Linked DNA regions of Homo sapiens: all the other regions are linked to region 1. Evidence: chromatin contacts called from ENCODE Hi-C or POLR2A ChIA-PET data. All regions are on one chromosome and are shown on one strand. Each heading gives the region's core, a stretch centred on a gene start or an enhancer-like site at or near the end of the contact. The rest is flanking DNA. Distances are from core to core; before and after follow the strand shown. Region 1 holds the start of AFG3L2 (AFG3 like matrix AAA peptidase subunit 2). Region 2 overlaps LDLRAD4 (low density lipoprotein receptor class A domain containing 4). Region 3 overlaps LDLRAD4 (low density lipoprotein receptor class A domain containing 4). Region 4 overlaps LDLRAD4 (low density lipoprotein receptor class A domain containing 4). Region 5 overlaps LDLRAD4 (low density lipoprotein receptor class A domain containing 4).

Region 1 (4,502 bases), core at 558-3,057:
AAAAAAAACAATTTGTAGAGGCCAGGAGCTGTGGCTCAGGTCTGTAATTCCAACACTTTGAGAGGAGGAGGCGGGAGGATCGCCTGGGTCCTGGAGTTCCAGGCCAGCCTGGGCAACTGGGCAAGATGGTGAACCCTATCTTTTGGGACGGAGTCTCGCTCTGTCGCCCAGGCTAGAGTGCAGTGGCCCGCTCTTGGCTCACTGCCAGCTCCACCGCCCAGGTTCACGCCATTCCCCTGCCTCAGTCTCCCGAGCAGCTGGGACTACAGGCGCCCGCCACCACGCCCGGCTAATTTTTTGTATTTTTAGTAGAGATGGGGTTTCACCGTGTTAGCCAGGATGATCTCGATTTTCTGACCTCGTGATCCACCCGCCTGCTGGGATTACAGCCGTGAGCTACCGCGCCTGGCCTCTCCAGAAACTTTTTAAAAATCAACCACGGTGCTGTAGTCCCAGATACTCCGGAGGCTGAGGCGGGAGGATCGCTTGAGTTTGGGGCTGCAGTGAGCTGTGTTTGCGCCGCTGCACTCCGGCCTGGGCGAAGAAGCAAAACCCCGTCTCTTAAAAAATAAAAATAAAAATAAAAATCGTAGATCGGAGGGTCTGCTACCCTACCCAAGCTGGTTTCCAACTCCTGGAGTCAAGCGATTCTCCCGCCTCGGCCTCCCTAAGTGCTGGGATCGCAGGCGTGAGCCCCGGCACTAGCCTATCTCCCCTTACAGTGAAGACGTTGAGCTGACTACAAGGGCGCTGGGATAGCAGGAGGCCAAGCCAGGTTCCCGTGGCCGACCCGGGGACCTCAACCACCACCCGTACACCAGTGCAAGGCTGAGGAACCGTGTCACTTAAACAGTGAGAGCGACTATTCGACACGTGAACCTTTCATTGAGACTGATCACGGCCATGGTTCTGTCAACACTCTATCATTATGTCAGAAACACGTATCAGGTCCCGTGTGTGTATCTAGAGGGATGGCTACCAACAGAGAAAGAGCCTCCTGCTGAGAGCAGGCCCTGATATGCAACGAACACAGAGTCCCTGCTATGAAAAGGTGACATTCTTAATAATAATAGCTAATACTGCCAGTCCTGGAATGCCCGCAATGGCCCCATTCAACAGACGGGAACACGGAGACTCGGAGAGGTTAGGCAGCCCGACTCCAAAACCCGTCCTTGCGACTACATCGTGCTCGTGCTGCTGACTCAAAATTACAGACGCCTTCGTTCCGTGCTCCGGGGACACGAAAGCGGGGACAAGGACGGCCACCAAGCCAACATGACCTTCGAGGCTTCAACCGCCCCGGTGAAGCGCGAAAACCCGGCTCTACTGAAGCTGCGCGTTTTCAAAACTTGAATCCCACAGGCAGGGCTGAGCGCGAATCGGCGCTCCCGGGGCCGGCTGAGAGACAGCGCAGGGCGCCCAGGCCCTCGGCAGGGACGGCCCGCGTGCGGCCGGAGGGCGGGGGCCAGTGACCTTGACGTCCGCTCTCCCGAGCCGGAAGTGGGCCCGAGGCAGGGTGGAGGGCGCCGGGCGCCCAGGTAGGACTCACCGTCCGGAGGCAGGGCTGCTCGCCCGGGCCCACGCCGCCAGGCACGAGGAGCTGCTGTAGGCCGCGGGGCCAGCAGCCGCCCCGGCCCCACAGCCGCAAACAGCGGTGCGCCATGGCCGCCGCCGTGGCCCTCTCGGCCCGGGACGCTGCGCAGGCGCGGGCAGGCGACGACTGGCGGCCTCGGGAAGCGGGCTCGGCTCGGGGAAAGGCCGCCAGGCAGCGAAGCGCGCCGGCGGCTCACGGAGGAGCCCAAGCTCTCAACGCGGCGTCTCCTGCCGCCAGCCCCGCCCCGGCGCGCTGACGTCGGCGTCTCCTCTCCGAGGCCCGCCGCGACCTCCGCCAGTGCAGAAGACAGGACCAAATGGGAGGAGCATGGGGGCGGGACCGGAGGCGGGGGCCGACGGAGCAGCGTTGGGGGCGCGGCAGGAGGCGGGGCCGAGAAGGACCCTGGAGGGCAAGGGGGAGCTAGAGGCGGGGACCGGGCCGAGGGAGGACTCGGGAGGGCGAGCGAGAGCTGGGGGCGGGGCTGATGGCGCACGTGGGGGGCGTGGCTGGAGGTGGGGCCGAGGAAGGACTAGGAGAGCGAGCAGGAGCTGGAGGCGGGGCCGACGGAGGGGTGTGGGGGGCGTGGCTGGAGGCGGGGACTAAGGGGAGACGCGTGACTGGGATCCTGGGCTTCCGAGCCTGGGCAGCCGGGTGGGCCAGCCAGTAGGAGCGAGGGGGAAGTAGCGAAGGCCCCAGCGGCGGCAGATGGAAGGACCCTCCGAGCGCCAGCTGAGTCATGGGGTGGTGCTAGGCTCTGGAGACACCGAAGCACACATTCCTGACCCCTGGGAGGGCGATGCGAAGATTCACAAGCAGCAGGGAATGTTGGGGCTGTGCCGTGCAGCCTGCGCTCTAGGAACCCTGTCGGGGAACTGGTTCTCGGAGAGCAAGTCGAGTCTTCCAGGTAGTGGAAACTACACATTGTTTCCTGTACCGTGACAGCGGAGGAAAAAGGAGAGGTCTTTGAACTGAGGTGGGGGACTTGGGGGTTTTTCTGAGACGGGCTCTCGCTCTGTCGCCCAGGCTGGCGACGCTGGACCTCAGGCAAAGGACAGTAATCCTTGAGAGACAGGAGACAAAACCAGGTGAGTCCTGTGATTACCCCAGTGGCAGTAAAACAATAACAAAAAGATATACCAGATACACCATCATACCATGCTCACACAAAAGAAAACTGAGTAGACAAATAGATTTTAGGGCAAGGAAATTCCAAAGAAAATTAATTGCAGGGAAAAGAATATCACTAAGGATGAAGAGGATCGGGTTTCTTTTCCAGAGACAGGGTCTCAGTCTGTCACTTAGGCTGGAATGCCATGGTGCAATCGTAGCTCACTGCAGCCTCTAACTCCTGGGCTCAAGGGATCCTCCTGCCTCAGCCTCCCAAGTAGCTGGGACCACACACGCTCGACCACACTCGACTTTTTTTATTTTGTGTAGAGTTGAAGTCTCACTTTGTTGCCCAGGCTAGTCTCAAACTCCTGGCTTTAAGCAATCCTCCTGACTCAGCCTCCCAAAGTGCTGGGATTACAGATGTGAGCCACCCACATCTGGCCAAGAGAATTATTATTATTATTATTATTATTATTATTATTATTATAAAGGGGTCAGTTCATCAGTAGGACATAACAACCCTAAACATCTTTGTTCCCATTAACAGAAGCTTAAAATACATGGAGCAAAGACTGACAGAACCACAACTTCCAATTATATTTGGAGATTTCAAATCCTTCTTTTGATAATTGACAGAACAATTAGACAGGAAAATAGTAAGTATATAGAAGACTTAAACACAACCAACTAAATCAAATAGACATTTATAGAAAACTACTCATAACAACAGAATACACATTATTTTCAAGTTTTCACAGAGCACTTATCAAAATAAACCATATTGTAGGCCATAAAAATATTAAGAGGAGTCAAGTCATATAAAACATATTTTCTATCCACAATGAAATTAAATTAGAAATCAGTATCAGAAATAGGCTGAGGTGAGAGGATCACTTGAGCCCAAGAGTTCCAGACAAGCCTGGGCAAAACAAAGACCTCGGCTTCAAAAAAGAAAAAACTAGACAGAAAATGAAGTAAAACCAAAGAACAGAAAGAAGATAAAAGTAAAAATCAATAAAATTAAAAACTAAAAGACATAGAGAAATGAATGAAATCAAAGTGTGTTCTTTGAGAAGATCAATAGTCAGAGCAATCAGGAAAAAAGAAAATGACACAAATTGGCCCAGCACGGTGGCTCATGCCTGTAATCCCAACACTTTGGGAGGCCAAGGCAGGCAGATCACCTGAGGTCAGGAGTTTGAGACCAGCAAGCAGGCCAAAAAAAGAAAGAAAAAGAAACAAGGAAGGAAAGAGAGTGAGAGAAAGAAAGGAGAGAGAGAGAGAGAAAGAAAGAGAAAGAAAGTAAGAGAGAGAGAGGCCGGGCAAGGTGGCTCACGCCTGTAATCCCAGCACTTTGGGAGGCTGAGGTGGGCGGATCACGAGTTCAGGAGTTCAATACCAGCCTGGCCAATATGGTGAAACCCCGTCTCTACTAAAAATACAAAAATTAGCTGGGTGTGGTGGCGTGCGCCTGTAGTCCCAGGTACTCAGGAGGCTGAGGCAGAAGCAGAAGAATCGCTTGAACCCAGGAGGCGGAGGTTGCAGTGAGCCAAGATTGTGTCACTGCACTCCAGCCTGGGTGACAGAGCGAGATTCCATCTCAAAAAAAAAAAAAAAAAGGAACAAAGAAACCCCATCTCTACTAAAAAAAAAAAAAATACAAAAATTAGCCGGGCATGGTGGCAAGCACCTGTAGTCCCAGCTATTCGGGAGGCTGAGATAGGAGAATAACTTGAACCTGGGAGTCAGAGATTGCAGTGAGCCAAGATCGCGCCACTGCACTCTAGCCTGGAATGCG
Region 2 (4,502 bases), core at 1,047-3,546, 1.2 Mb after region 1:
GTAGTGACAGGAGCTATTAGGAAGGAGAACTGTGACTCTGAGAGATAGAGAGCCAAAGAAAGTGAGAGACAGACAGACTGGCTGTGGGATGAGAGCCTCAGAAGCCACCACTCTCCCCTGTGGAAATGAAGGTTCCATTCCATGTGCAGCTGTGTTTTTTTTCTGATGCACTTTCCTAAATTAATAATGTGGAGGTGGAGGTGAGGGTGGATTTTAAATGAATCCTATAGGGGGAATTATGGCTTATGTATGTATTTTTTTCCATTTATAGCATGGCAGAGGGATAGACTTTTAAAAGGTTTATAATTGCTCTTACTCCTCTGCTGATTTTTTAGAAAATCCTGTCAGTCATCTTTGATCAGAACATATTTAGGTAAATTTCTTTCTGAAGAGATCATGAAACTCTAGATTCTAAAATGCGTGGTGAGAAGTAATTGTAGTGGATGAAGGCTTGGGCTTTCATAAAGTGAGGAGATGCCACTCCAGCTGGACGGGCTCGTGGAGTCTGCATTCGAGGGATTCCCTAGTCCGTCCAGTCATCACGGGCTGCTGCCCGCCTGCCCGTGCCGTCCAAGGCACCTGGCCTTGGGCCGGTATCAGGTAGCCGCGCCTGGGTCACACCTGCCCTCCACGTTCATCTCTCCACCTACAGATCATAGGGACCGTTTCCTCATTTTATTGTCATGCAAATGTTGTACATAAATACATGGCTATAAACAGGCAGCTCAGAGTAACCAGGAGGCTCTTTTCTCAGTGACAGATCACACCCTCTTAGAGTAGTAATTTTTGAATAATTGTTGCAAAATATGAAAACCTTTAGCAAAACTCCAGCACCACTGAAGTCATCAGGAAGTGTTTGGGAGAATACGTGTCTGTGCTGGATGCTGTTGAAGCAGGTCAGGCCGTTGGGGTCCCTTCGTTCTTAGGGCTTCTCCACCAGCTTCTAAATGGGGAATGCCAACTTTGTGCCAGGCACACACTACCTGCTGAGACACTGTGGATGAACAAGGCGTTGACCCAGGGCTCACTCTGTAGAGGAAGAAGACCAGAGAATGGATACCACCAAGACAGTGATAAGTGCTGCAACAGGGTTCAGAGCTGCACAGGAAGTCCCCAAAGGTAGTGAACCCATCATCGGGGCTTAGGAAAGAGCTTTTAAAGGAAGATAAAGCCAGCAGGTGACGCCAAAAACTGGGTATTTCTGTAGGGTAGCTTTTTTCCCTTTCGTTCTACTTGTTGTACTATACAGTAGAGTAGCCAACCCACCTCCAAGGAAAATAAAATTCAAAATATATAATGTAATCAGTATGATGATAGCTCTTATTGTTTTGCTTCTGTACTTCAAGCTGTGAAGTCATTCTTGTAACACAGGCTGAATTTTCCCCCTCAACCATGGTGTTTAATGAGTGTGAATCTTCATTCAACCATTAAAATCTCCAAGAGTATTTTTATACTAACAGTTCACAAACTTGAGGCAATTATAGTCTAAGTAGATTCCAACTCCTGCCCCCACCCGTCTTCCTGCCACCACCGCCGCCCGGTCTCTGGAGGATCTTGGAAAGAATTTACCAGCCTTTAGGAACATTCAGCACTTTAAAAGTGTCACAGAGCCATAAATAAAGAGTAAGACACCCCTAAGACTGTCATCTCATCACCACACCCGTCTCTGCTGAGGAGGACAGAGACAGGAAGGAAATGCGACAAGTTCACTGTGCAGTAGCCAAGCAGGCCCAGCCAACATGTGGGAGGGTGGGTGTCTGTCCCAGCGGTGGGGCAGGAGGCGTGCAGGGGAAGGGGCTGCCTGGAGGTAAGGCTCTGCGGTCAGCCAGCCCTGGGTTTGGTGCTCCAGGAAAGGCCAGCACGTAGGGGAGTGAGGTGGGGTGCTGCTGTTGGTAGGGTAGGAAGTGACCTCGCAGGGTGGGGCCAGGGCTTCGTGGCCAGTGGGCGGCCATTTCTGTGACATTGCAATGTTCTGCGTGGATCGTTTTCTGGATTCCTGCCAAGGTGTTTACTTGGCCTGGGGAAAGAGAGGAACGCATGAGGGGCCCAGACCTTGCCCCCTGACCCATGATAGGGTCTTTGAGGGCATACATAACACATCTGGAGCTTAAAAAGAATTAAACTGTAGAAATAAGACTTCAGTGAAGGATAATATATTAGTGGAGGAAAGACCAAATGGAAGATGGTGTTAACCATCCCACAAATAGAAATGAGTGTTATATTAGGAGCCTAAGGTGGGACAACCACACTTCCCCAGAGCTCTTTAAAAATAGCGCAGACACTCATGCCTCTAGTATGATTCAGTTCAGCTCCTCATTGAACCAGGGAAGAGACCGACAGACTTCACACCACTTCTTCTGTTCCTGTAATTCTCCACTGTGCAGCTTGGGATTTCCTGGAGATGTTTCCATAAAAATAGAGAGATGCCATCATCACTGTCGTCACTGTCACTGCTGTACAATAATAAAAGAAGGTGCTAGGATGCCTTCCTGTAAGTTTTAGACTAGATGTATTAAAAAGTATCCGGTATTTCCATTGCAGTGACTCATCTGTTACAGCATCATGAACTACAGCGCCGTAGAAGGGGGATGTGAACGTTTGACTTTGGCCTCAACTTCTTTCCTTGCGTGCCCTGCTTTCTAGCACTCTTCTGTGGACATCTGTTACTGTTGAACAAGGAAACTCAACCAGTGGTCTGTGTTCAGAATCCGTGTTAGGCGTGTAGCATCTTGGAAGCCCCAAAGCATCCTATTAATTTTCTAAGAATGCTACTATTCCTGCGGGTTTTATTTTTCTAAACTTTCTGTTTTAACAGTTCTTCCAGAATTCATTTTCTTCTTAGCCTCCCCTTTCCAGCCCACTCCTCCCCAACCCCTAAAAACGAAACCCAAACCCCAGGTGTCTTTCCTTTCTGTGGATGCTGGGCTCCACGCACCACAGCCACCTCCCTGCCCTGCCACGTGAAAACAGGCTGTGGGTGTTTAGTGGAATTCTCCTGTTTAAAATGACTGAGAGGGTGTGGGAGGACAGGTGGGGGGGGGGGGGTTGCCACACACCCCCTCGTGAGCTTGAAAGGGGGTCATGGAGGGAGAGGGCATCTCAATGCAGGGCTCAGGGTCTGGGAATCCTCACACACGTTTCCAAGAACCTGTTGACTGCAGTTTTCACTTTGAGGATCTCCTGGGCCCTGCCTGGGGAGGCTTTGTGGCCCTGAAGAGAGTACAATGCTCATCTTTTCTGTTGCTAGTGTTCTGGCTCCTGTGACTTAAAGACGAGAAGGAGGTCTGTTTCCACTGATGGGTTTTGCCCAGAGTCCCCAGAGCAAGGCTCTGCCGCGTGTGTGGGCCCCGCACCAGACCCTGACGCCCTCAGGGGAGGGCTTCGGGAGCACCCACCGGCCACCGTCACCTGCAGCCAGGGACCAAGCTGCTGCAGTGAGATGACCAGGCTGTGAGGATGGTGGTCTCTGGGACCCAGGTATCCCTGGGTCTTTGTTGCCTGCAGGAAGAGCTGCCTCCTGTGCCCAGGGCTGAGTGCCTTCATGGCTCAGGCCTCATCAGGCTGCCGCCACCCCAGGGCACCCCACGGGGCCACTCGATTCGGTTTGCAGGCTCCTGAGGACAGTGTTCCTGCTCCCACAGCCTCTGAGCATGCCCATGAACTTGACCTGCCCCAGGCACCATGCCACTAGGGTGCCCGTGAACCCCCAGGGCCGACGCTCATCCATGTGCTGTAGATGCACCTGCCACGGCTGGGCATGACTCATATTTGGAGCCTCAGGGCAACAGCATGGTGCAGGTGTCCCAGCAGGGCAGGGCGGTACCTGTGTGTGGCAGGTTTATAAGAAAGCAGTCCCCTTAAAAAGAAAGATGGTGGGGCCTTTACTTTTTTTTTTTTTTTAAGAGACAGGGTCTCGCTATATTGCCCAGGCTGATCTTGAACTCCTGGTCTTAAACAATTCCCCCGTCTTGGTCTCCCAAAGTGCTGAGATTCCAGGCACGCCTGGCCTGGAGTTTAGTTTTACAGAGAGTAATTCCATGCACTGTTTCATACAACTGAGATCTTTCTTATCCTTGCCTGAATTTTAAAATCAGATATATTAGCTCAGAAGATGCACACCTTTCAGTCAATATCACATGTTCCATGTGCTGTGTCAGACCAAAAGAGGAATAAAATCCAGAGCAAATAAAGATCTAACATAAAATTCAAACTCCAAAAATCTTAGGAAAAAAATATGTTTAGAATATTAAAGAGGACCTTCCCAATCAAACAGGATGTTTAGAGGCCATAAAGGAAAAAGAGAGTATTTGATGGCATAAAAGTTTATAGCATCTATAGAGAAACTCATGGTGAAGTTTCAAGAAATGACTGGCTAGGGGAAATAGTTGCAACATGTAACAGACAAAGATGTGTAACCATAATATGTAAAGATTTCATATAAATACATAAGAAATAAATGAGAAAACTATAAATACACCAATATGATTATGAAAAAGAGAAAC
Region 3 (4,502 bases), core at 614-3,113, 1.2 Mb after region 1:
ATTGGGATTTGTGTTTTGTAGCCTCTAGGACAGAGCTCCTCCATGCTTGCGGGGTCGCACATTTTGGACGGGGCCTTAAGGAGTTTGTGTTGATATTCAAAGGAAGAATTCCATCAGCGTTGATCAAACGTGGCTCTGAAGACTGTGACGATGATGTCCCATGTGGCATTAAACACAAGCCGAGCTGCTGCTCCAAGGCACGCCATTCGTCCATTCGTTCAGTCCAACAAGCCTGGGCCATGAATTTTCTCTGGGACCCGCATCATCTCATAGTGGGGACACAGAAATGCTCCCTCCCAGCCCCTGCTCCTGGGGCTGTGGTGTCTGGTAGAGAGGGCAGGTGTCTAACATGGTTACAGTTACATCCGCTTGGTGGGACTTGATGACAAGACTAACGGGCAGCCAATGAGACCCCCGTCAGTGCTGGGGAGATAGTAGGGGAAAGGGCACTGAGCCAGGACAGTAAGCTATCCCTTGGCTCCTGTTCCTGTCTCTGGAAGGTCAGTCTGTCCTGGAGGAGAAGCCAACACCCATCTCTGTTCAGCACAACGGGCATGAGTTTTCTTATATTTTCAATAAAGAGCATGCCTTAGACTTTTTTTTTTTTTTGAGACAGAGTCTCGCTCTGTTGCCAGGCTGGAGTGCAGTGGCGCAATCTTAGCTCATTGCAACCTCCACCTCCTGGGTTCAAGTGATTCTCCTGCCTCAGCCTCTCGAGTAGCTGGGACTACAGGCGCCTGCCACCACGCCCGGCTGATCTTTGTATTTTTAGTAGAGACGGGGTTTCACCATGTTGGCCAAGATGGTCTCGATCTCTTGACCTCATGATCCACCCGCCTTGGCCTCCCAAAGCGGTGGGATTACAGGCACGAGACGCTGCGCCCAGCCAAGAGTATGCCTTATATTAAATGACAGCAGGTGTCTCTTGGCCCAGTGGAAATAATTGATGTGGTGCTATACTATGGCTTTATGTCTTTATCCTTGACACATGGGTTCTCCCCACAGTCCCCCAAAAAGAGAGGATTTAAATATGTATAGGTTTACTTACAAACATCTGCCCAAAGGGTATTAGAGTAGCATGGAAAGTGGAAAATCATTTAGACTTGTTGAACTTCTGCTTTGTGCTGAATACTGTGCTAGAAATTCAATGGACTCAGTGTCCCTGTGAGGAGAGGGTCCTGCTGAGCTGATGGGGAAGCGAAGCCCAGCCTGGTGCAGCCTGGCCTGGAGTCACACAGCGTGTGTGAAAGAGCCTAGAACCAAGCCGCGCCTGGCCCAGGGGGGAAGCAGCCCTGCCAGTGCACGCAGACTTGTTCCCGTGTCACTGACCTCATCCTCATCGTGGGTTGCTCTGGTTTGCCTTGGTCAATATTAATCATTTCCCCCTGCCTCCCAGCTTCACTAGTTTAACTATGACGTGCATGTGCTTTTGTGGGTACCCTAAGAGTCCAGGGGCGCTGCTAAGAAAGACAAATACACACACGTAGGGAAGAAACACAAGTACCTTGCGTCTTCCTAATCTAACAGTGTCTGGATTGCTTCAGATTCCTGGAGTAGCTGGACTGAAGGCAGAGATGAGGGGCTTGTTGACCTGGGAGCTCTTTATAGCTAATGCTGCTCGGCTTCAGTTCCTGAGGCCTGCTGCCGTAGGGCCTGCCTGCAAACGCACTGTCACCACCCCCCGCCGCTGCAGCCCCCCAGGAGTTACGCTTTTGCAGAAGACCCAGCTGCCTAAGTAAAATTAAACACCCTCAAGCTGTTTGAGGCTCTTAAAAACATTTTCTCAGCACTGAACTTCTCTGAAGATCTGAGACTATTAGCACAAAACCAAGAGTTCTCTCTAAACTGCTTTTCTCTTTCCCCTGAATGCAAATGAACTTCCCCTGCTGGTTTCCATTCATCTGACAGGTCATAATTGTGACGTTGGTAAAATAGAGAAAGTTCCCTTTTGAAAATTGAGCTATGAGAACTTTTTTTGTTAAAAAAAAAAAAATAGAATATTTGCTTATTTTAAAAATAGAGTGACACAGTGATAATGGTGTCATCATTTAAACTCTACCCTATAAACTCTAGTTTGGACATGTCTTGGCTTATTGGAAATAATGAAAGTATTAACGCTGTGGATTTTTTGTTATAGTGGGTGTCACTGTTAGGAATTGTGAGTCACAGACATCTGGTCATCGTGCCTTCAACCCACAAGCAGTTATTGCCTCACATTAGAAACAAGTTTGGCCGGGCACTGTGGCTCACACCTGTAATCCCAGCACTTTGGGAGGCCGAGGAGGTGGGGGGTGGGGGGATCACCTGAGGTCAGGAGTTCGAGACCAGCCTAGCCAACATGGCGAAACCTGTCTCTACTAAAAACACAAATATTAGACAGGTGTGGTGATGTGTGCCTGCAGTCCCAGCTACTCAGGAGGCTGAGGCAGGAGAATCACTTGAACCTGGGAGGTGGAGGTTGCAGTGAGCCAAGATCATGCCACTGCACTCCAGCCTGGGTGACAGAGTGAGACTCCGTTTACAAAAAAAAAAAAAAGAAAAAAACAAGTTTGCAGAAGGCAGCATGGGGCTGGTATAGGGGCCCCACTAAGTCCTCGAGGATCCAGGTTATCTCTTTCGGCCCCACTCTCCCAGCACTTAGTGTCCAGCTCTGAGGTTGTTTCATGGTCTAGAATGGCTGCTGGAACTCCAGCCAGGACACTCACACTGCAGTCTGGACCATGGAAGAAGAACTGAAGTCCAAAATGATACATGCCTCCTTCCTTTAAAGACCCTTCCCAGAAGTCCCACACACCGCTTCTGCCACTGTCTCCTGGCCAGAACCTCACCGTAAGGCCACACCAGCTGCAGGAGGAACTGGACAAGGTTCCAGTCTTGCTAAGGAAGAAAGGGAAGGCAGAATAAAAACGAGTGCACTTCACGCCCCACATCAGGACCTGTGGCCTTCGTTATAATTTAGGGTCTCTGTATCACAGTAGACAGACCCCGTGGTTAGAGGCCTGCTGAGTGTAGGTTTCAGGTCTTCCTGTCTCTTACCTTATCAAGTTATTTAAATTTATAACATAGCCAAGCGTGCGTCTATCCAGGAAGTGTGTTCACATCTAGTCAGCATGGTCATCTTGAAGGGCTCAGGGAAAGACCCTCATACCCCACCTTCACCAATCCCTTGGTCATGAAGGATGTTGGCTCCTCTCACCTGCACCCTCTACCCAATGTGATGTTTGTAGGCACCCCATGAATAAACATTTTATGAATGAGTTGATATTAGTGGATTACACGAGCAACTACATCATTTGAAAAAAAAAATGATTATAAGAAGCTAAGAGAAGTTGTGACACTAATCCAATACTGAGATGCTTGTTTTAGATGATGTCATACTTTCATAGCAGACACTAGAGAAGCGCCCTTTGCCCTCCTCCCCACTCCTGGGGCCTTCCCCACACGTGGCCTCAGAAACTTCTTTCCCACGCTTGGGCCTCCCAGGGCCGCCCCATCCTGCAGGCTCAGGGGCTCAGACTCTGAACTATTAGCTCCATACTAGCCCTGCGCTATCTGGGGAATAAAACACTCTCTGTACTCTTGTCTCTATAGAAAAACTTTTTTTCAGTTGCAGGATAAGCCAATTAGAAATGAATTTTGGGCACCAAACTGATTCATAAGTCGGATGTTGCTTATCTTCACTTTACTTTAAAATGAATTGCTTTTATGTGTCTTTCAAGGAAAAAAATATTCTCAAAAAATCTGTAGCACTAATGATTAGCCTTACTTTGGGCTAATTTCCCTTTTGATAGAAACGAATGATTGTACCAACAACTTAAATTTCCCTTGGGGCTGGGCACAGTGGCTCAAACCTGTAATCCCAGCACTTTGGGAGGCCAAGTTGGGCAGATCACTTGAGGTCAGGAGTTCGAGACCAGACTGACCAACATGGTGAAACCCCTGTCTCTACTAAAAACACAAAATTTAGCCAGGCTTGGTGGCAGGTGCCGGTAATCCCAGCTACTTGGGAGGCTGAGGCAGGAGAATCGCTTGAACCCGGAAGGCAGAGGTTGCAGTGAGCCAATATCGTGCCACCGCACTGCAGCCTGGGTGACAAAGTGAGACTCTGTCTCAAAAAATAAATACATGAAAAATAAAAAATAAATTGCGCTTGGAAGAATAAGAAGTTATTTATATTTAGTTTTTTGTTTTAAAAGTATGCATGGGGAAGCAAGACAGCTGATCCCCATCAAAATTAAGCTGCTGGGCTTAGAAAGTGTTTTGGGGGAAGGGGTTGTATTTTATTTTGCAGGTGGTTTTTCTTCTTTTTGACAAAATCATTAGGCCTTTGAAGGACATTTTTGATCTAAGCAAAGCAAAGATAAAAGGTAGTGATAGAAGGTGACGTTTTCACTTGCTCCCTAACACTTGTGAGTCAGGCAAGGAAGAAGGACAGACGTGACTCGTCTGGGACGGTCTGCACCGGAGCATGTGGGGGGCCTGGTCTGTGCGCAGGTCAGCCC
Region 4 (4,502 bases), core at 970-3,469, 1.1 Mb after region 1:
CATCCCGCTGTGGATACTGGAGAATCCTTCTCGCCACACACTTCCCACCGTGGACACTGGAGAATCCTTCTCGCCACACACGTCCTTTCGTGGACACTGGAGAATCCTTCTACTCACACACGTCCCGCCATGGATACTGGAGAATCCTTGCCACACACGTCCTGCCGTGGACACTGGAGAATCCTTCTCGCCACACACTTCCCACCATGGACACTGGAGAATCCTTCTCGCCACACACGTCCTGCCGTGGACACTGGAGAATCCTTCTACTCACACACGTCCCGCCGTGGATACTGGAGAATCCTTCTTGCCACACACGTCCCGCCGTGGACACTGGAGAATCCTTCTCGCCACACACTTCCCACCGTGGACACTGGAGAATCCTTCTCGCCACACACATCCTGCCGTGGACACTGGAGAATCCTTCTACTCACACACGTCCCGCTGTGGATACTGGAGAATCCTTCTCGCCGCACACGTCCTGCCATGGACACCGGAGAATCCATCTCCACACATGTCCCGCCGTGGACACTGGAGAATCCTTTTTGCCACACACGTCCAGCCGTGGACACTGGAGAATCCATCTCCACACACGTATCCTGCTGTGGACACTGGAGAATCCTTCTGCCCACACACGTCCTGCTGTGAAAACCTCCACGCTCCCTTTCCGTTTTTGCTCTCAGCTGTCCTTCCAGTATGCTGCTTGGGTCAAGCAGCCGCATCTCCACTGTCCTAATGACAAAAGACACCAGCACTGTCTCACTTCCTTTCCTCCTCCTCTCCAGAGTGTTACCTTCCTGATTGACAGGGACTTTCGGTTTTCTATTTAGAAGCACATGTTTGGTGCAGACATGTTGTCCAAGACTTGACATTGGGAAATGTTGGGAATAATCTGAAACTCCTTACAATGTGATGTTTTGGTGATTAAAAAAAAATGTTTAGGAAAGGTTGCTAGGCTTTAAAAATATATATATTTTGCTAACCTCATGGAGTCACTGTGCAGACCCTCTCAGCAGCTAGCCAGGCTGGCCTGGCCCTGACGGCCCGGGAATAGCAGCTGTCTTGTGACTTCCCACAGCAGGCACATTGCGTCGTCTCTCAAAGTCCCTCCTCTGGAGCGCCTCCTCTGCCCGTGGGGCTGTGCGGGACAGTGGCCGCGTCTCTGTCTCATTGCAGGACAGCACTGGGTCTTAGGTGCTTTTTCATGTTGTCCACACCTAACGCTGCTGCTCCCCGGGGCCCAGTTTTGAAACTGCCCTTTGGCATCATGCTTTCCCGCCCCTCCTGGGAGCAGCGCCTGTGGGAGGGCAGCGTTATTCCCAGCTCCTCAGAGAGGAGACCACATCCATGGCAGTGTGTGACTGTCCCTTTCGGCGGTCCTTTGTGAAGCCCGCGGGAAGTTCTGCATTCAGTTCCTGACTCCCAGAAAAACGTCCTGTCTTTTGAACTGAAAGGAGGCTGATGTCAGAGCCTCGTTGAGTAACAATGGAGAAAATCTACATCAGAGGAAAGAAGCCCTGAGCTGCTTTAAATGCTTCTGTAAGATGATATGCCACAACACGAATGTGGATTGTTGACAGTAACCACAGAGACGAGATCATCGAGGGAACCAGCTGGGAGTTTGTGAGGCCATAAAACACATCATCAAAAATATGGTGAAGCAAATTCAGAATTGGTTTTTAGAAAGGAGAAGGAACCATTGGCAATCTGACCCATAAATTATTCTACATTTTCAAATATTATAACTAGGAAGGTCGCTTCAAGGAGCCTTCAAGCCCCTCATGCCCACCCGCCCCAAACCCATTGTCACTGCTAGGTCCCAGATTTACAGCCACCTGGAGAGGAAGTTGCAGGGGGTCTCTGTGCAGCTGAGGATGATGGAAGGGATTGCAGAAGGCTGGTGCTGTAACTGTTGTTAGCGGGAGATTGAGGCCGGGGGGTGGAGTAGGGGCTACTTTCTTCCCCCTGCACCTGCTATCATGATTTCAGCAAAACCTTGCCTTTCTCCTCTTCAATCTTAAATAGGTACAGTGGCTGAGTATTAATATTAATGAGCATAATAACAATAATAAAACTGGCAGTAGCATCAAATGAATGTGGTCTCCTGCAGTAGAAATATTTACCCGATGTGTCCTGCCAGTGAGAGAGATTTTGGCATTAAACCTAGACATTACCTCATCCTCCTGGGCAGACAGCCGATTGCCATGCTAAGCAAGTCTGCGCCGAGAAGAGCTGAGTACCTGCCGACGGCTGCATGGCCCAGACCCCAGGGAACACAGTTTCCTTGAGCCTGTCTGTCTGTCTGTCTGTCTGGGTCTCACCCTTAATTCCTTTCTTTCTCTTTCCCTCCTCCGGAGGTTGGCATTGTGTATTTTCAAATTGTGTTGCTTTTTTTTTTTGCAGAATCTTGTAGGGTGTGTTGTGAAAAGTCTGCCAGCCAGGTGGGTGGGTATTATTAATAATCCATAGAAACCCAAGGGGTCCGGAGTGAGAGGAGAAACATGACGTGCCTGTGTGTGCACAGGACGCCTGACACTCGCTCACACACGCATGTCCCTCTCTCTGAGAGCCAGGGAATGGGGTGGGGGTTGGTTTGGTTTAATGCATGATAAAAACAGGGGCATTCTGTAATAACAGAGCTTTCATTTCAAGATTCTTAACAACTAAAATAATATTTTGAAACATTTGGAATTGTACTAGAAATGTGTGTTTGATATGTTCAACCTAAGAAAACATCACACTTAAAATGCTTTTACTCCACTGGCTTCAGACCTCTTTGAAATTGGTGCCTACACAGCTGAGAAGTCCGGGTAGGTGCCGTAGGCAAATTGAGGGGAGAAAGTGACATCTTGTGTAACGCTGCAAATTCGCGGAAGGCTTTGAACCGTCACCAGAGTAGCAAATACTCATTGTGAAAGTTTTTGCAATGAGGTACGGAAAACCATTTCAGCTGCTCTGATTGTCAGCTCTCCTGTGTTTTCTTTAGCTCCTGACTTAAAGTTACGTGTCCTGTCAGTTTTGATACTCTTACTACTTAGTGCTTTAGGTTTTATCAGCTGGTGCCACATCTTTTAAAATTCTGTCCCACTAGCCTCTGTGCTGGTCCTGACCGATTCACCAGCTCTTGGGACTGTGTCCAGATGCCTTTTGTGATGCCTCTTTTCTAAAATGCTTTTATTTGGGTTTAAGATGTACTAATTCTTTCACACACCCATAGCTGAATACCAAATATTGGTATGCATACTACCAAACTTTTGTGTATGAAGTTCGTACAAGGCACTAAGTCATTTAAAACATTTTAATTGTGTGCTGAGCTCGTAAGTGTACAATATGACTGTCTAGTAAATTCTTAATTATTTGTCGACTCTTTATCGAAGAAAAAAGTAAGTAGGGGAAAAGATAAAGGAGCATCCAGCCGGTGGCAAAGGAACAAGCCGTGTAGCTCTGCTTCTCACCCACTCTCAGCTAGCTTGGGCCACGGCTGCCTGAAGTGACACCAAACAGGAACCCCACTGGGAGGACTGTACGGGCCACACCCATGGACGTGATCTGTCTATGAAACAGGTCTTCTCAGTGCTTCGGGGTGAATTTTGACTTCTCCTGAGCCATCCTCAGAGCACAGCTGGTGGGGAACTTCACCCGTCTGGTCACTCCTGAAGCAGTCTGGCTGGCAGCCACAGGCTGGGATCCCAGTTGTTGGAGGTCAGTGCACACAGCGGCTATCTGCTGTAGCAGAAAGAATTTAGGGGAGGAAAGGCTTGAGAAGGAAGGGCAAGAGAGAGCAGACTTTGTGGCATCAGTCAGGTATATGTGCTTGTATTAACATGAACCTGAGAGGCTGATGGTATTACATGGAATTCCAAGTTTCGACTGCATGAATTCTGTCTCTTGTGGTTTATCTATGGCCACCATCAACCGATGTTGTGTGATAAAACGTTTAAAGTATGTACAACTGAAAGTGGAGATGGATACTAGGGGCATTTAACGTTTTAAGCTTTCCTCCAGGGTTTTTTCCTCAGTTACATGGAGGATGGCCCTAGGTACTAACTGTTGGAAATGGCAGCATTGAAAAGTGCAGCACTTTCTGCTTCAGCAGCATCTCAATTCTGCGCAGCCTTTGAAAATCCTTTTCTACAGATAGCAGGCAACCTGCCATTGTTCCCAGCCGGCAGCGTGGTCCCTGCCACCAGGTGCTTGAACAAACGGCCATGTGTATGAGGGTCCCTTCTCCTAAGTAAAATTACCCTAAAGACTCTAAACGAGAATGGAGACTTTGAAAAAAATCTTCTGTATTTTTCTATTTTAATTATCAAGTAGGGGAAACAGATCTGAAGGGGAAAGAGGAGAGAGGACCAGAAGGGGGCTTCCTTGCTGTGCAGGAGACCTGTGGATCCAGTGGAAAGCAGCCCCATGTGAGATGAAATTATCACAGGGGCGGGATGTGCCAGAGGGGAAGCAGGCAGCCCAGGCATGTGTGCGTGGATGTGGAGCCCCTTTCTGAA
Region 5 (4,502 bases), core at 1,308-3,807, 1.1 Mb after region 1:
GACAGCTCCTAGAAAAATTGCCGTGGTCCTCCGGAAGGTCCAGCTGTCCTTAGAGGGGCACCTTCTTGCCCTAGACCCTTTGCTTGCTGTTCACACCAGGACCATCCACTCAGGGCAGAAACTTTTCATTCCCTGGGATGGCCTGTAGGGAAGGGGCACATGGCAGGGGGCTGGGCTGTGGGCATCAGCACTTCTCCTGCCAGCCATGAGGCCTGGAAGGGGAGCCTTGTGCTAAGTGACACTTAAAATCTTGGGACCATAAAGTGCATCTCCCCATTTCAGAGACTGGTGGCTCAGTGGGGTGACCCCCAGGCTCATACGTGTGCTTGGGAGAGGAGAATCTCAGATTGCCCTGCCTCCTTGAGAAAGGCCCCTGTCTTCCTGCGGGCGTGCACCTGTTCCGGAGAGGGCCCCTGAGCCAGGCTGTCTGCTGTGGATGGCTCTGCCATGGCGCTATCTCCTTCATCCTTATCTATCTCTTCATTGTTAGTGGAGGGTGTTGGGCATCTGTTATTTGCTTTATTCTAAAAATTCAGAGAAAAAGGAACTTGAGCTACACTTCAGGCCTTTTACCCTTAGATCTTGGGGGAAGGTCAGCTATGGTTCCAGGTAGGGTGTACCGCCGCAGGCCCTTGCATGCCAGCTGTTCTCCCTGTCTGGGTTTGGGCAGGTGGTGGGTTCAGGCCCAACCGCTCTCTCTGTCATGGGGCCGGGGTGGTGGCTGAGCCAATCAAGCAAAATGATGGACCTTCCATCACGGGATGTAAGCCCGTGTCTTGACTTCACGTGACTTTTTGTGGAAGGACAGCCAAAGGAACACATTACCGAGAGAGTTCGCTCTTCCATTTGCATAGGCTTTGGAGATAGAAGTGTTGAGTATTGTTTCTTCCTTGGTGAGAGGGGTTGGCATGAACCCAGAATTTTAAATGCCAATCTGACCTTAAAAGGCTGGCAGAGACCCTGCCCTTCCAGGCCTACCCGTGCCTCCCACTGAAGCCCCATGAGGCCTCTAGATCAGCGGCTGCTGCCTCCTCTCACCCTTCTGGTTCAGTGTCTGCTCTCATGTTAGGAGACGTTAACTGGAAATGACAGGACCTGGGGCCAGTGCAGTTAGCTTCTCTCCCCCCACCCCCCCCCCCAAAAAAACACACAAGATCCCAAGACTGATTAGTTTTCATAAGTTGTTGAAGGAGAAATAGTTGTTGAAAGATTATGTCTGGACAGGGGGCTGGAGGGTGTTATAGAGAAAACATGTTTGGGGTAGTCACTTGTGGAAAATTATATGCTGAGTAATACAAAACATCCCATCTCTGGGATACTTCATGGAAGGTATTTTTCTGAGTATTGAATGCGTGAGAGGCATGGGCTGGGCTCTATGGGCAGGTGCAGGGCTGCAGGGGCTAGGTGACATGGGAGGGTGCAGTGTGTGTGAGACGGAGGCTTTGCCTCCCAGCTTTGTTCTGTCCAGTGCTAAGTGGTGTCCTTGAGAAGGCCCACAAAGTTGTGGCACGTATCTGCAGTGCCAGTATGCAGGACAGAAGGAACATCTTACTAAGCCTGGGTGCTCAGGGAGGCCACCATCATGGGCTGGCAGGGTCTGGAGAACCCCTGCTCTTCAGGGGGAGTGTCGTGGGGAGACGCCTGGGCAGGGATGCCACATAGGCTTGTCATGGAAGCTTGCGGGGAGGGGAGGGCTGACTTTGAGGAGCACCACTAGAAAGGTAGGTGGGGTCAGATTCTAGAAAGCCAGGGATGTCAGGCCAGATCGCTTTCATTCTCTTTCATGAAGGAAGTCATTGAAGGTTTTTGAGCAAGAGAGGCTACGACACAAAGCTGTTGTATAGCCGGAAGGTCCTTAGAGATGGCTTAGTTTAGTTCTGCACTCAGGAAAGGAAACTGAAGCCTGAGATTACGTGACCACTTCAAGGTCACAAAAATAGTCTTTGGCAGAAGTCCTAATATGTATGTTTCTAGTCTGTCTGGGCTACTATTACCAAATACCATAGACTGTGATATGGTTTGGCTATTTGTCCCCTCCAAATCTCATGTTGAGATGTAAGCCCCAGTGCTGGAGGTGGGGCCAGGCGGGAGGTGTTTGGGTCATGGGGACGGATTCCTTGTGGCTTGGTGCTGTCCTTGAGGTAGTGAGTGAGTTCTCACAAGGTCTGGTTGTTCAGGTGTACGGCACCTCCCCCCTCACTCCTTGCTTCTGCTTCCCAGTGTGAGATACCAGTCCCCTTTTACCTTGCATGATGAGTGGAAGCTCCCTGAGGCTCCCTGGAAGCAGATGTCAACACTATGCCTCCTTATGTAGCCTGCAGAACCCAGAGCCAATTAAGCCTCTTTTCTTTATAAATTACCCAATCTCAGATATTCCTTTATAGCAATGCAAGAGATGGCCTAATACAGATGGGATGGCTTATAAACAATCAAAATGTGCATCTTACATGTCTGGAGGCTGGGAAGTCCAGGATCAAGGTGCTGCCGGACTCAGTGTCTGGCGAGGGCTTGCATCCAGGCTCACAGACCGTGCCTTCTGGCTATGTGCTTACATGGCAGAAGGGGAAGGAAGCACTCTGAGGTCTCTTTCCCATGGGCATGAATCCCAATCCTGAGGGCTCTGCCTTCATGACTGAATGCCTCCCAAAGGTCTCACCTCCTAAGCTTGTCACTCAGGGGTTAGGATTTCAACATATGACTTTGGGGGTGGGGAGAGAGTACAAAAACTTTCAGAGCCTAGCAGTGCTTCCCATTTCTTAGGACAGTTCTCCTTCCACTAGACCCTGTCCTCACACCAACTTGTCAGGTTAGGCAGTGTCAGGGTGGCAGGAGGAAATCACCCGGAAGGACCCTCCCTTGCAGAGTAGGCAGCCTATGGTGAACGTGGCGTGTGCCCCTGAGAGTAGGGACTGGGCCTAGCTAGGAAGGCTGTCAGAGGGGCAGGTCCCCAGTAGCTGTGCCTTTGGGATTATGTAAAAAAGGGTTTGGAGGAATCCACATGAAAGCCACAGCAGGAGATGAATAGGGAGGGAAGTCAGAGTGTGCCCGGCACAGCAGGGTCCCAGTGTGGTGTCCCCAGTTTTGGGGTTCACGGTGGCAGCGGCGGCTCCTGGCCACCCTCCTTGCAGCGCTTGGAGGATGCAGCGGGTGCAGACTGGGTGCCGTGGAGGGGGGCGAGGAGGAGTCTGGGGCTATCTCCTGGCAGAGGGATAGCTCAGCAAAGGTGGTGGGTGCACTAGAGAGAGAGGAGGACCCCTGTGAGCAAGTCTCTGCGAGGGTAGGATCGAGCCTAGAGAGTGGAGATGTGGACGGAAGAACTCCAGTGCACAGGAGGAGACTCTTCTGAAGCTGGAAAGGAGGAAGGCGGGAGTCCTTGCTCCTGGGCAGAGCTGCTGCTATGAGTCAGCCTGGGGCTGGGGAGTTGGAAAAATACCGACATAGGAGGGATCTGCAGTCCTGACAGTCAGCATCTTGGTCATGCTCTGCAGTGTTCAAAAGAGCTTTCTGCGTGTATGAACTTCTCTCCACAATTCCACCAGGTCGCGTGTTTACTAATTGCTAAGTGCTTTACTTGAGTCATCTCATTTAATTGTTAGAACAACCATATGTGATAAGAACTCATCGGACCCCTCCTTAGGATTAAGGAGGTCAGTGGCAATGAGTCCAGCCTCAGCCTGAGGGGTGACCCCCAGCGAGAACCTCCAGGAAGGCCAGAGGCAACGTCCTGGGGCAAGTGAGGGGGACCACGGGGGATGCTACATGGAATGCTGCTTTCCAAGTGCAAATGACCAGGGAGAGAAAGGGCACAGAGATGGGCTTGTGCTCTGCTCAGCATGGGGAGCACCGCAGGGGTGCACATGAGCGAGCGTGAGGTCACGGGATTTGCATCATGTGCAAATGAAATGCAGGAATCACAGGGACAGTCATCGTTTTAAAAGAAGCAGGACCCCGGTATCTTGCCCTTTGAAAACAGATGATGGTGGACTTTGTTTTGCATTGCTCCTGGTGTGCCTGTGGTTGCGTGCACGTGCTCGCGTTTTGGAAATGAGGAGGCCCGTGAACTGGTGTCCTGCTGTGTGTGAACTTGGGGTGTGAGGTTCGAAAGGAGCAGGACCCTTCATGATGTTTTTCTTGGAGGCCCAGCCCTGAAACTTGTTTGTGTCATACATGACAATGGATTTGTGCACTTTTTGTATCACAGGAATGAGTTAAAATCAAGAGTCAGCAGCTCCGCTACTCCGTAGTGACCTTGGTTTATTAACACCTCAAGCCTGGTTTTTCGCAGCTGCCGGCAAGGAAGGCAGGTTTGATCCCTGGAGTCACTTGTGACGCAAAAAAAAAGCATTCTGAAATGGTGACTTGACCTCTGTTATTAACTTTAATGAGATAAATATTAGATGGAACATTTAGCCAAGAGAGGTGTTTCTTTGTAAATAGTGTTATTATTTTCAGGTGTCTGAGAGAGACGTTGATCAGGGCATGCGATGTCTTTGAGCCCCCGC

The links. A loop is a pair of places that touch in the nucleus more often than their neighbours do. ChIA-PET counts read pairs that join two places held with the same protein, here RNA polymerase II (POLR2A). Pooled maps may share reads with other maps.
Region 2: a loop to region 1 is called in a pooled map, with 6 times the contacts of the local background. The contact joins the enhancer-like site here to the promoter of AFG3L2 in region 1. A Hi-C loop is called at or near these places in 3 of 37 single-sample maps with no recorded cell type and 8 of 50 pooled maps. POLR2A ChIA-PET finds 5 or more read pairs at or near these places in 1 of 52 experiments (naive thymus-derived CD8-positive, alpha-beta T cell).
Region 3: a pooled map shows a loop between it and region 1 (9-fold over the local background). The contact joins the enhancer-like site here to the promoter of AFG3L2 in region 1. A Hi-C loop is called at or near these places in 3 of 37 single-sample maps with no recorded cell type and 10 of 50 pooled maps.
Region 4: a pooled map shows a loop between it and region 1 (3-fold over the local background). The contact joins the enhancer-like site here to the promoter of AFG3L2 in region 1. A Hi-C loop is called at or near these places in 3 of 50 pooled maps.
Region 5: a loop to region 1 is called in a pooled map, with 3 times the contacts of the local background. The contact joins the enhancer-like site here to the promoter of AFG3L2 in region 1. A Hi-C loop is called at or near these places in 5 of 50 pooled maps.

Annotation. Positions count from the first base shown.
Region 1 is chr18:12,375,420-12,379,921 of GRCh38, forward strand. AFG3L2 (AFG3 like matrix AAA peptidase subunit 2) reads right to left here and starts at 1,808. Exons shown (of 17, transcript NM_006796.3): 1 at 1,550-1,808. The coding sequence starts at 1,663. RefSeq lists a silencer at 1,373-2,272 and enhancers at 2,045-2,576, 2,577-3,106.
Region 2 is chr18:13,613,220-13,617,721 of GRCh38, forward strand. All of the region lies in intron 4 of LDLRAD4 (low density lipoprotein receptor class A domain containing 4), which reads left to right. Among named protein-coding and RNA genes, the nearest start is that of MIR4526, 4.4 kb to the left of the region's middle. RefSeq lists enhancers at 575-1,092, 2,032-2,081, 2,112-2,181, 3,119-3,620, 3,242-3,291 and 1 more. Within about 2 kb of position 2,297, at least 8 of the 41 ENCODE cell types and tissues checked have a DNase peak (open chromatin) inside an H3K27ac peak, as active enhancers do.
Region 3 is chr18:13,565,773-13,570,274 of GRCh38, forward strand. The region is part of intron 4 of LDLRAD4 (low density lipoprotein receptor class A domain containing 4); the gene reads left to right. Among named protein-coding and RNA genes, the nearest start is that of MIR4526, 43 kb to the right of the region's middle. RefSeq lists enhancers at 896-1,523, 1,105-1,184, 3,205-3,354. Within about 2 kb of position 1,864, at least 19 of the 41 ENCODE cell types and tissues checked have a DNase peak (open chromatin) inside an H3K27ac peak, as active enhancers do.
Region 4 is chr18:13,499,197-13,503,698 of GRCh38, forward strand. All of the region lies in intron 4 of LDLRAD4 (low density lipoprotein receptor class A domain containing 4), which reads left to right. Among named protein-coding and RNA genes, the nearest start is that of LDLRAD4-AS3, 30 kb to the left of the region's middle. RefSeq lists an enhancer at 1,044-1,701. Within about 2 kb of position 2,220, at least 15 of the 41 ENCODE cell types and tissues checked have a DNase peak (open chromatin) inside an H3K27ac peak, as active enhancers do.
Region 5 is chr18:13,449,199-13,453,700 of GRCh38, forward strand. The region is part of intron 4 of LDLRAD4 (low density lipoprotein receptor class A domain containing 4); the gene reads left to right. Among named protein-coding and RNA genes, the nearest start is that of MIR5190, 8.5 kb to the right of the region's middle. Within about 2 kb of position 2,558, at least 6 of the 41 ENCODE cell types and tissues checked have a DNase peak (open chromatin) inside an H3K27ac peak, as active enhancers do.